Regions from separate parts of the Homo sapiens genome. Here region 1 is linked to region 2. The links are chromatin contacts, found by Hi-C or POLR2A ChIA-PET in ENCODE. All regions are on one chromosome and are shown on one strand. The core of a region is the stretch at or near the end of the contact, and the rest is flanking DNA. Distances in the headings are between cores, read along the strand shown.

The links. Hi-C counts contacts between places; a loop is a spot of excess contacts on that map. ChIA-PET counts read pairs that join two places held with the same protein, here RNA polymerase II (POLR2A). Pooled maps may share reads with other maps.
Region 1: a loop to region 2 is called in a map of cardiac septum, with 2.4 times the contacts of the local background. The contact joins the enhancer-like site here to the promoter of GAS2 in region 2. A Hi-C loop is called at or near these places in 5 of 168 maps with a recorded cell type or tissue (Caco-2, Calu3, HepG2 and 2 more), 2 of 37 single-sample maps with no recorded cell type and 7 of 50 pooled maps. POLR2A ChIA-PET finds 5 or more read pairs at or near these places in 5 of 52 experiments (GM12878, HepG2, activated T-cell and 1 more).

What each region holds. Positions count from the first base shown.
Region 1 is chr11:22,701,824-22,706,557 of GRCh38, reverse strand. All of the region lies in intron 3 of GAS2 (growth arrest specific 2), which reads right to left. Among named protein-coding and RNA genes, the nearest start is that of GAS2, 38 kb to the right of the region's middle. Within about 2 kb of position 3,362, at least 4 of the 41 ENCODE cell types and tissues checked have a DNase peak (open chromatin) inside an H3K27ac peak, as active enhancers do.
Region 2 is chr11:22,663,647-22,668,084 of GRCh38, reverse strand. GAS2 (growth arrest specific 2) reads right to left here and starts at 1,474. Exons shown (of 8, transcript NM_001143830.3): 1 at 1,186-1,474. RefSeq lists a silencer at 1,235-1,394.

The sequences.
Region 1 (4,734 bases), core at 2,113-4,612, 37 kb before region 2:
AATTGAACAATGAGATCACATGGACACAGGAAGGGGAACATCACACTCCGGGGACTGTTGTGGGGTGGGGGGAGCGGGGAGGGATAGCATTGGGAGATATACCTAATGCTAGATGACGAGTTAGTGGGTGCAGTGCACCAGCGTGGCACATGTATACATATGTAACTAACCTGCACAATGTGCACATGTACCCTAAAACTTAAAGTATAATAATAAAAGAAAAAAAAAAACCGTCTACTTCTTTCCCATTCCACTGCCACTACCCTAGGATAAGTGGTCATTATCTGTCACCTGAGCTAGGCAATAGCCTCCTGACTTGGGTGGTTATTTCCACCTTCACTTCTCCTTTCCAATCCATTCTCTACACTGCTAATGTTGTCATTTTAAAGGAGTCTATCATGCTTCTGTTTAAAATGTTAATAGTTCAATGGCATATTGTTATACTTAAGATAAATGCCAGCATCCAACAAGACTTAGCTTTGGTCTCATCTCTTGATTCTCTTGAGTTATGTGCTAGTCTCCAGACATACTTGCTTTCCTTTACTTCCTCAAAGTCATCATGCACCTTTACATCTGAGGGCTTTCACGTGTGCAATTTACTGTATTTGGCACACTCTATATTCCCTCTCTGCCTTGCTTATTCCCATTCTGCTTCAGAATAATCTAAAATATCCTTTGTACATGACTAATTTAGGTCCTCCTCTTAAAGGAGGTCATGTATGTACACTTTCTTGTATTTATACACAGCAGTTGAAATTCACTGTTTGCATACTTTTTAATTACCAGCTTAATGTTATTATCCCTTGCTAATCCACAAAGGCATGAAGCATGTGAGCATCCAATATTTTGCCCTGTATATGTTAGGTGTTCAGTATACATGTGTTGAATAATCAATTGAATGTTTTCATTGTAATGTATGTTATGGTTAAACGAAAGTTGAGAACCACTGGTGGGTATCACTTATTTAGCACTTCCATTGATATCTATATTATTATATGTTCATATTTTATGTACCTAACTAGACTGCAAGTTCTTGGGGAGGACCCAATAATGCTTTAGTCTTCTTTTATTTATCAGATCTTGTACACAGTTAGCATTCAATAAATGTTTAGCAGTTGAAAAGTCTGGAAAAGCATTCTTGAAAGGCACTTTATATAGGTTGGTCAGGGAAGGCCTCAGATAAAACATGACATTTGAGCAGGGACATGAAGAGAGTGAGAAGCAAATCATACACACCCCTGGGAAAATAATACTCTAAGAAGCTAGAAGAACAATTGTGAAGGCCCTGTGGTGGATGGGACCTACTCGTCAGGTTCAAAGAATTGCAAGGAGTCCAGTGTGGCTGCAACAAAGTCGGGTAAGGGAAAAGTTACAATAAATGAGATCAGAAAGGTCACCAAGGAACAGTGCATATAGAGCCTTGTAGGCTGTCATATAGATTTTGGCTTTTTCTCCAAGAAAGTTGAGGTGCCATTTGAAAAAATTTGAGCTAAGAAGTGGCATAATCTACTTTGAGTTTTAAATTATTTGATGATTTAATACATGTAAAAAGCTTACTCTGAATGACACGAAGTAAATACTTAGTAAATGTTTGCTTTATTATCATATCACATGGCATTAATTAAGTCTGTGGAAATAAAGGATCATGTATCTACTTTTCAATCTTTGAACAATTTTAAATGTAGCAAATATAACAACATAGAACAACATATGGTTTAGTTCTACACATATATATTTGCATACACATTCATTAGATAAGTAAAGATTAATCTCTCCTGTGTTAATCTGCCCACTGCATTTTGTTTATTCTGTAAAAATCCATTTATTCTGAGTTTTGTTTGTTTATTAGAATATTCCTTACTACAATCTACAATATTCCTTACTACAAGAAAGGGTTCTTTTCTGGGAGAATCATGAATTTGAGATGAGCAAAATATATATATATATATATATATATATATATATATATGTTTATTTTCACTGGCTTCTAATTGAAGTTTAATATCCCTTCAATTATAAATGTAGACAAAAATACCACAGTAGCTTTCTCATTGGTAAAAATTGTAGAAGCTTTTATTTCATATTACAATCGATCCTGGTATCTGGAAACACTGGGTTTACTCTCTTCTCTACTTTATAACTATAGGATTTATTAGAAGCAATGCCAGATTAACCTTTTTAAAATACAAGCACATTATTTTAAATTTGTGTTTCAATGTTGATTTTTAATATTGAAATAACTGTATTTTAATAAAATTGGTTCCCTTTATTTTGTATTTATTTCATTTATTTAAAAATAGCATGAGGAGAAATGATCCACAGGCTTCACCCAAGTGCCTAAAAGAACATGGCACAAAAGCACTTAAGTGATCCTGATCTAGAAGAAAGAATCCATGACTTATTTGCTTCACATCCTCCATAACACCTACAAAACAGAGTCTCAAAAGACTTTCTGAATTTATTGAGTTGTTTCACCTTCATTGTAGGGTTCTTTTCTTCCTTGTCACTTCCAAGATTTAATTCTTTTTTAACAATTTTTGATTGAGCTGGGATTTTTGTTTGCTTCTTTTGGCTTCAAGATATGCAAATTACCACATTTTTTATTTCTTATATGAAACAGCAATGCTAGCGAGGCATCTGTTAGACAAGCAGCCTACACTGGTGTGAAATTAGACATGACTAGCACAGTAATATAAACACAAAACACATACTAGAAGGCTTCAGGCTTCATGCATGATATGTAATGTGTTTTCAAACTGCTAAGTCAAACAATAGAAGCCATTCATGTCGTCAGCCCCTAAGAGCTTAAGATACAGTTGAAGAGCTCTATATATTGTAAACTCAGTTACCTCATCTAAAAAGCATTATTCCATTACTCTGTAATGTACCAGTACCACATACCTTGGACCACACACACATAAATATGGTGAGTGCTTACATTTTAAATTACCTAGCAATTCTCAGACATTTTTAAATGAAAAAGCAACTCTTTCCCCCAAATTTCAGCCTTTTAGAAAAGGTTCTTAATATAAAATCTATGAATGTTTCCCTTTAAGAAATAGCATACATATTCATTATTGATTTGTTCCAACGACTTGAGTTTCTCCAACACATTTAGTAACAGCTCATTTTAAAATAATTAATTCTCCATTTTCCATAGGGTGAGAGTGACTTTTTCTGACAAAATATTCTACATCCACAGTGCTTTGAAAGCATTGACCGCAATTAGTGCTATCAAATATCATGAAAACAGTTCCCCAGTTAGACTCCTTTTACAATCTTGTCTTGCTGATGTGCCTGCATGTTGTTAAATGCAGGATGTGAGACTGTAAGTAGAAGGGATGATGTCATCATGGAAAAATTCAGTCAGGTTTACTTTCATGCTCAAGGGACAACACTGCGCTGGTGCTAGGAAATCACGTAGATGAAAAATGTGTATGTGTGCATGTGTGTGTGAACCTCCCTTTTTCTATCCAGAATTTGCTCTTCTTCTTTTTATACTTTTTGGAGTTTCAATTTAACATATTTATTTTCAGTCACATGTTTCATATGCCTTTAATGCAACTGTTATTTACACTACCAAACAATATATTATGGTTTGAGCTCACAGACAAAAAGAACAATTTTGAAGGGGCTCTTTATAAGCAGATTCAAATAAATGTAGTAGCCTCTGGAATCTAGACAAATTTCTAGGTTAGAATCTGCCACCTGGTCTTTCCCTATCTCTTCTCCTTGCTCTGAAATATGTAGATTCTCAGCAGAGTACAGAATAGGGCTAGACATACTCTTCCCCACATCTCAGCACAAAGTCCTTATTAGGAGCATACCCCAATATGTAGAGAACATTAAGATTGGGGAAATGGCTTTTTGCTCATATGAGAAGGCTAGCAGCTACTGGCCTACAACAAATAAGAAAGGAGACAAACATGAAAATGATAGATTTTATTTTACCCTCTTATAATTTAAGGGGAATTCTAAAATAATTTTTACTTTTGCCATTTGCTTATTAGGGCATAAAAAGTAAGCTATCTCAAACATGAGTGCTTTTTACAAAGGTTTTCCATGCTTTGCATATGGTCATTTTCCATTTTGCTAGGGCCTATACTCTTGTCCAAAGATTTTTAAATACATAAGGCCATAAAGTAATTTTGTTCAATTTGCAATTCCATCTACAGACAGTTCAACAAACTTCATCCTCTGTTAAGTATTATTCCTAAAGAATCTCAGCACAATATCTTAGACACTGGCTTCTTCTGCCACCCACCTCAAGAGTTATATATCAAAAGTGTGAGAGACAATTCCTTCTATGACTCACTGAAACAAGGAAATGAGAATAATTTGGATTTTGACCTGTGATAATAAAAAGAGCAAAGAAAATGATAATGTATGGGTAGTCAGAATGGTCAAACTAATCAGTTTACACCCACTTAAAAAGCATTGTAATAGGTCCATACATAAGCACTTTAGACATTGCAATGCATGTGTAGCTCCTGTATTTATATTATATGGCAGGTATTTTTATTATTAATTAGTATCATTTTTGATTTAAGAAGATAGGACACATTTAAAATAATCTTAAAAGTGTGAAAACATTTCAGTATATACTGTTATATCTTTTAACTTCTATTTTAACTTCAGCCCCATAATAAAATAATGCCTTTTTCTTACTTAAGACCTGTGACTTCTTGCAACTAATTTTTTTCCCCAACTTTTATTTGTTTGTTTGTTTGAGAC
Region 2 (4,438 bases), core at 225-2,724:
TGGACTTCCTCTGCCAGGCTGGTACATCCAAACTGTCTAAGCCTTTATTTTAATACTAGGATGTCAAATGGGTGTTCCTGTGCACAAGCAGATCTTATTTCCTTGGCATAAGATCTCTCATACACAACTGATCTAACCTTGTTGGAGAGGGTTGGAGGAGATAATTTTATAAGAATAAAGTTTTGCAAACTCTTCACTGTAAGAAGATCACGGAGGTGAGAGGATGAAGATGAAGAAGATGGAGAGGGTAAAGACTGTGATTTCAAAAAGGTTAACTGGGAAAAGAATTAACAACCCTCCCCCAACCTCAATTGTTTTTAGAATGTAGAAACAGAATCTGTTAACCCTCGCTTTTGCTCCCTCTTCATTCAAGACAATGGAAACTTCTTCGGATACCTGGGCTAAGTTAATGGTAATTTACCATACTGAGTTGACAGAATTTAATTTTGCCAGTATAAATAATGTCTCCAAAGCAAAATTGCCTCCTTTGTTCCCCAAACAATTTCAGATTCCAGTCTCAACTTTGGACTGAACAAAAAGAACGATACCACGCAAAATCTCCCCAAAGTGTGTTGATATATATCGGCTAGCGTTTGTTTATTCACATAAAACTCAATTTCATCAAACTCATCAGACACAGTGAGTATCACCCCAGATCACACATGTGGCGCTCTTTCCTCCCATCCTGGCCTCAACGACTCAAGTAAAACATTCAGGATCAGCCCTTTAAGACCATTCTGGCTCTATCCCACCCCACCATAACAGACAATGCTGAGCATGCATTACAGATACTCTTGTGCACGAATGCATATGTGTGCATTTATAATCGATGTGTTCATTAAAAATCCTCACTCTGTCCCTGGTTGGCAGAGCCACCCCAGCGGGCTTACGTGCTGCGGTTGTCCGGGGTGTTCCGCAATAGGGATAAGGAACACATGGTTGTTTCCAGAGAATCAGAAAGTCACCCCCTGCAGTGAATACCCACTCTTAGAGAAAGAGCCTGTCCAACTGTCCGCGGCTCTTCACTCTTCCCCGCCTCGTTCCTGAGGTTATTTTTTAATGACCTCTCCCCTCCCCCGCCGCCCCGGGTGCAGTAGACAGGCAGGGGCTCCCGTGAGCCCCGGCTGCGGTGCGCGCACGCTGCGGCGGCGTTGGCGCAGAACTGGGCCAGCCAGTCGTGCTCACCCCCGCGTCCCGAGCTGGGCTGCTGGCGGCTCTCAGAGGCGCTTGGGCTCCGGGCTGGGCTCCTGCAGCTTCTCGGGGCCGGCCCCCTCCAGGCACAGGTCCTGCAGCAGCCGCTCCCCGCACCCCACCAGCCTGGCGGCAGCGGCAGCAGCTACAGCCGCACTACCCCTCTTCATACTTCTCTGATGGCTCCTTTTAGTGCTGTTTGGGAAAACGATTTTTTCTCCCTGCCAGAAACAGATTTCCTACATTTCATCAGTCCTCATAGACCGAGCGGAAGTAAAATGCTTACTTTTTTTGGTGGACGCAAATGCAGTTGACACTGATTTACCCTTCAAACGGGGAGAGATTGTATTACAAGCCCTTGGCAGCAATTCCGAGGTTGGGGCCAAGCTCCAGCCCCCTCCTTGTCCCCCAGACACTAACCTAAGAGAGAAAAGGTGGGGGCTGGGGAGGGGATCATATTTAACTCTAGAGGTTTAACAGAGTCAATAGCTTTAGCACAATATTAAAATTGGGTGTTGGAAAAGTTTTTGCTTTCCTGGCCAGTGATTTTGCAGACGGAGGCACGAGCTTTCCAGTAACTTCGGCCACTCTTCATTCCAAATTGAACATTTTGATGTCTTACAATTCTCTTTAAATATCAGATTTTTAGAAGAGGCTGTACTCACGGCTGTTTTTGCTTTACCAAAGGAAATACAATTCCACCCTTCCTTCTTTCAGCCTCAGCTCAGCATTATGTTGAATGTCAGAGACAATTGTCTCCAACTGTTGTTTATTAGTACGTGTATTCTGAGATGAAACGTCTTCCATGAAGTGGACAGATGTTCAAGTGTCTGATTCACCTCTAATGCGCGGGGACCGCTTGCTGAGTGTGCTGATCCCCACAGGTTACCACCTCCCATGGAGCATAAATAAAATGTATTACACTTTTTATTTTGTTTTGTTCTCATGTTCATCAGTTTCATGTATATTGCCATCCAATGTTTACAATGGCAGTGGTACAGGTATTGTGATCCTTGCTTGGATACCATTTTTATAATGATGAGTTACCTAGCCCCACTCCCAAATAGAAACTACCTGTACATCCACAAGCTAAATGATGTGGATGATTTTAGATATAATTTAAAAAATATTCACATTTCACCTTTATTATTGCCATTATCTGGCAGAAACTGCATCAGTTATTTGCTTCTAGTGGCAATACATTTAATAAAGAAGAAGAGAAAACCGATTGAAAAGTTTGGAGTCCTTGAACTCCGAACTTTTTATTTTAGTTCAATTTGCTTTTGCAGCTATCAGGTCCACATTTCCTCCTTAGCTTTCTAAAAGAAGGGAAAAATAGTTATTCTTAATTTTAAGGAGAAACAGCATTTTTAAAAGGTCAACATAACAGCTTGGATAAACATAAATAACAACAAAACATACAGAACTCATTACTGATGAGTTTTAGTAAACGAATCTGAATGATAAAATTTCTTAAAATGTGATCAGATCTGAGTATTCCTAGAGCCCCAACAAAGAATTTTGAGTGTCTGAACACATACAATTTAGTAAAAAATCAAATGTTCTTGATAATTTTTCCTGATCAAAACATCATCAGCCAATAAATGCTAATTTAAGAATTATCCAAATATGTAATGAGTTCAAAAAATTTAGCACCTTGAACTTTCAAAATCTTACATCCTATTTCTCCCCAGATATGAATATTCTTGTCACATTGTTCATTATTGGTGTTATAAAAAGCTAAGAGTAAGGCAATGTTTTTGTTGATTCAGGAACAATGCTAAATACAGTTTGGGGAAAAAAAGGAGGCTTACAGAGGAATTGGGAAAGCATAATCATTCAAAATTACTCCCTCTCCATGCTCATTTCTTCCAGGTATTTTTTTTTTTGTCTTAAATTTTGCATTATGTCAGATCCTCTGTCTCTCAGAAAGAGCGAAAAGAAAAATACGAGAAGAAATAAATAATGTGTTTTTTCTTTCATTAACATCTAAGAGTTGTACTGAATATTTTTTTTGGTGACAAAAGAGAAGTAATACAAAAGATTTCTGAAGAGACACGGATACAGTGTTTTTATTTTAATTTTTTTAGCATATGTAAAAATTCCCATTTGATTTTTATCTTGTTTTTCAAAATCAATATTTCTATTTATATATTCTGATCACTCACTGATATATTTGTCAAAGATAATCTTTTGTCTAAGTATTTTCTTAGTTTAGTGTGGACTCAACCCAAACTGTTCACCTTAGGAAAATGTAGTCCAACTGAAGCAACTATAGCTTCTCTAATGTGAATGCAAAGGAAGCAAATACTTCAATAAGATGAAAAATGTTTAAATACATCCTTGAAACTTAACACCATTAAAAAGAAGTCAAGCCAGATTTAAACAGTTTAGTTTTTATTTTCAAGTGATCACAGTTAGAGGACTTTAACACGGGAAATTTCTGCATTACTATGTGTGTCCCACATTCTAAACTTTCAACATTGTCTCAAACATGAATTTTCTCATTTCTCTAATAAATACTTTTTTGAGTTTAAAAATGATCAATAAAACACGTTATTTTTCCCTCCTATGTAGATAACTCTCCTTTTCTCTCTTAGTCCTTCTCCCAAATGAAAATAATATATGTAGTACTCACTCTGAAAAGTGAAGCAAACCTTCAATAAATGATTGAGGTTAGAGGACACTTTGAGAAAAAATTAAATAACACGGAAACAGCCACTGGGTTAAATTTGGTAAAATAAATTTCCAGAAGTGACCAAGAAAGACTTATATTCCTAAACAGCTTCAAAGGAGCAGTTAAAAATGACAAAAGACAGCTTGGGAAGCAAGTGAGAATAATGATACAGAAAGCAGTATGAAGACATGCAATGGTATTAAAAAATACATGAAGACATATATTTAATAATAACTTAAATCATTTACTTACATTTTGTTGACATACTTCCTCAGTGAGGTCAAATATGTTTATTTTTCCCAACCTAGCATCTTAGTCTATAATATAAGGCCTTCAATTGACATATTTTGAATTATAGTTTTTTAATGTCATAAGGCAAAGAGAATAAATTTTATAAATCCTAGCATAGTCATTACAAATAGTGTTACGAATAAAAACAGACTGTTTCTGAAATTTTAAACGATAAATGCTATTACTTTTCACCACCATTCATATATAAAACTACAAGGATAAATCAAAGAAATTTCATATGTAAAGTTCAAGGTTTACTCTCCATCTAATATGCAATTT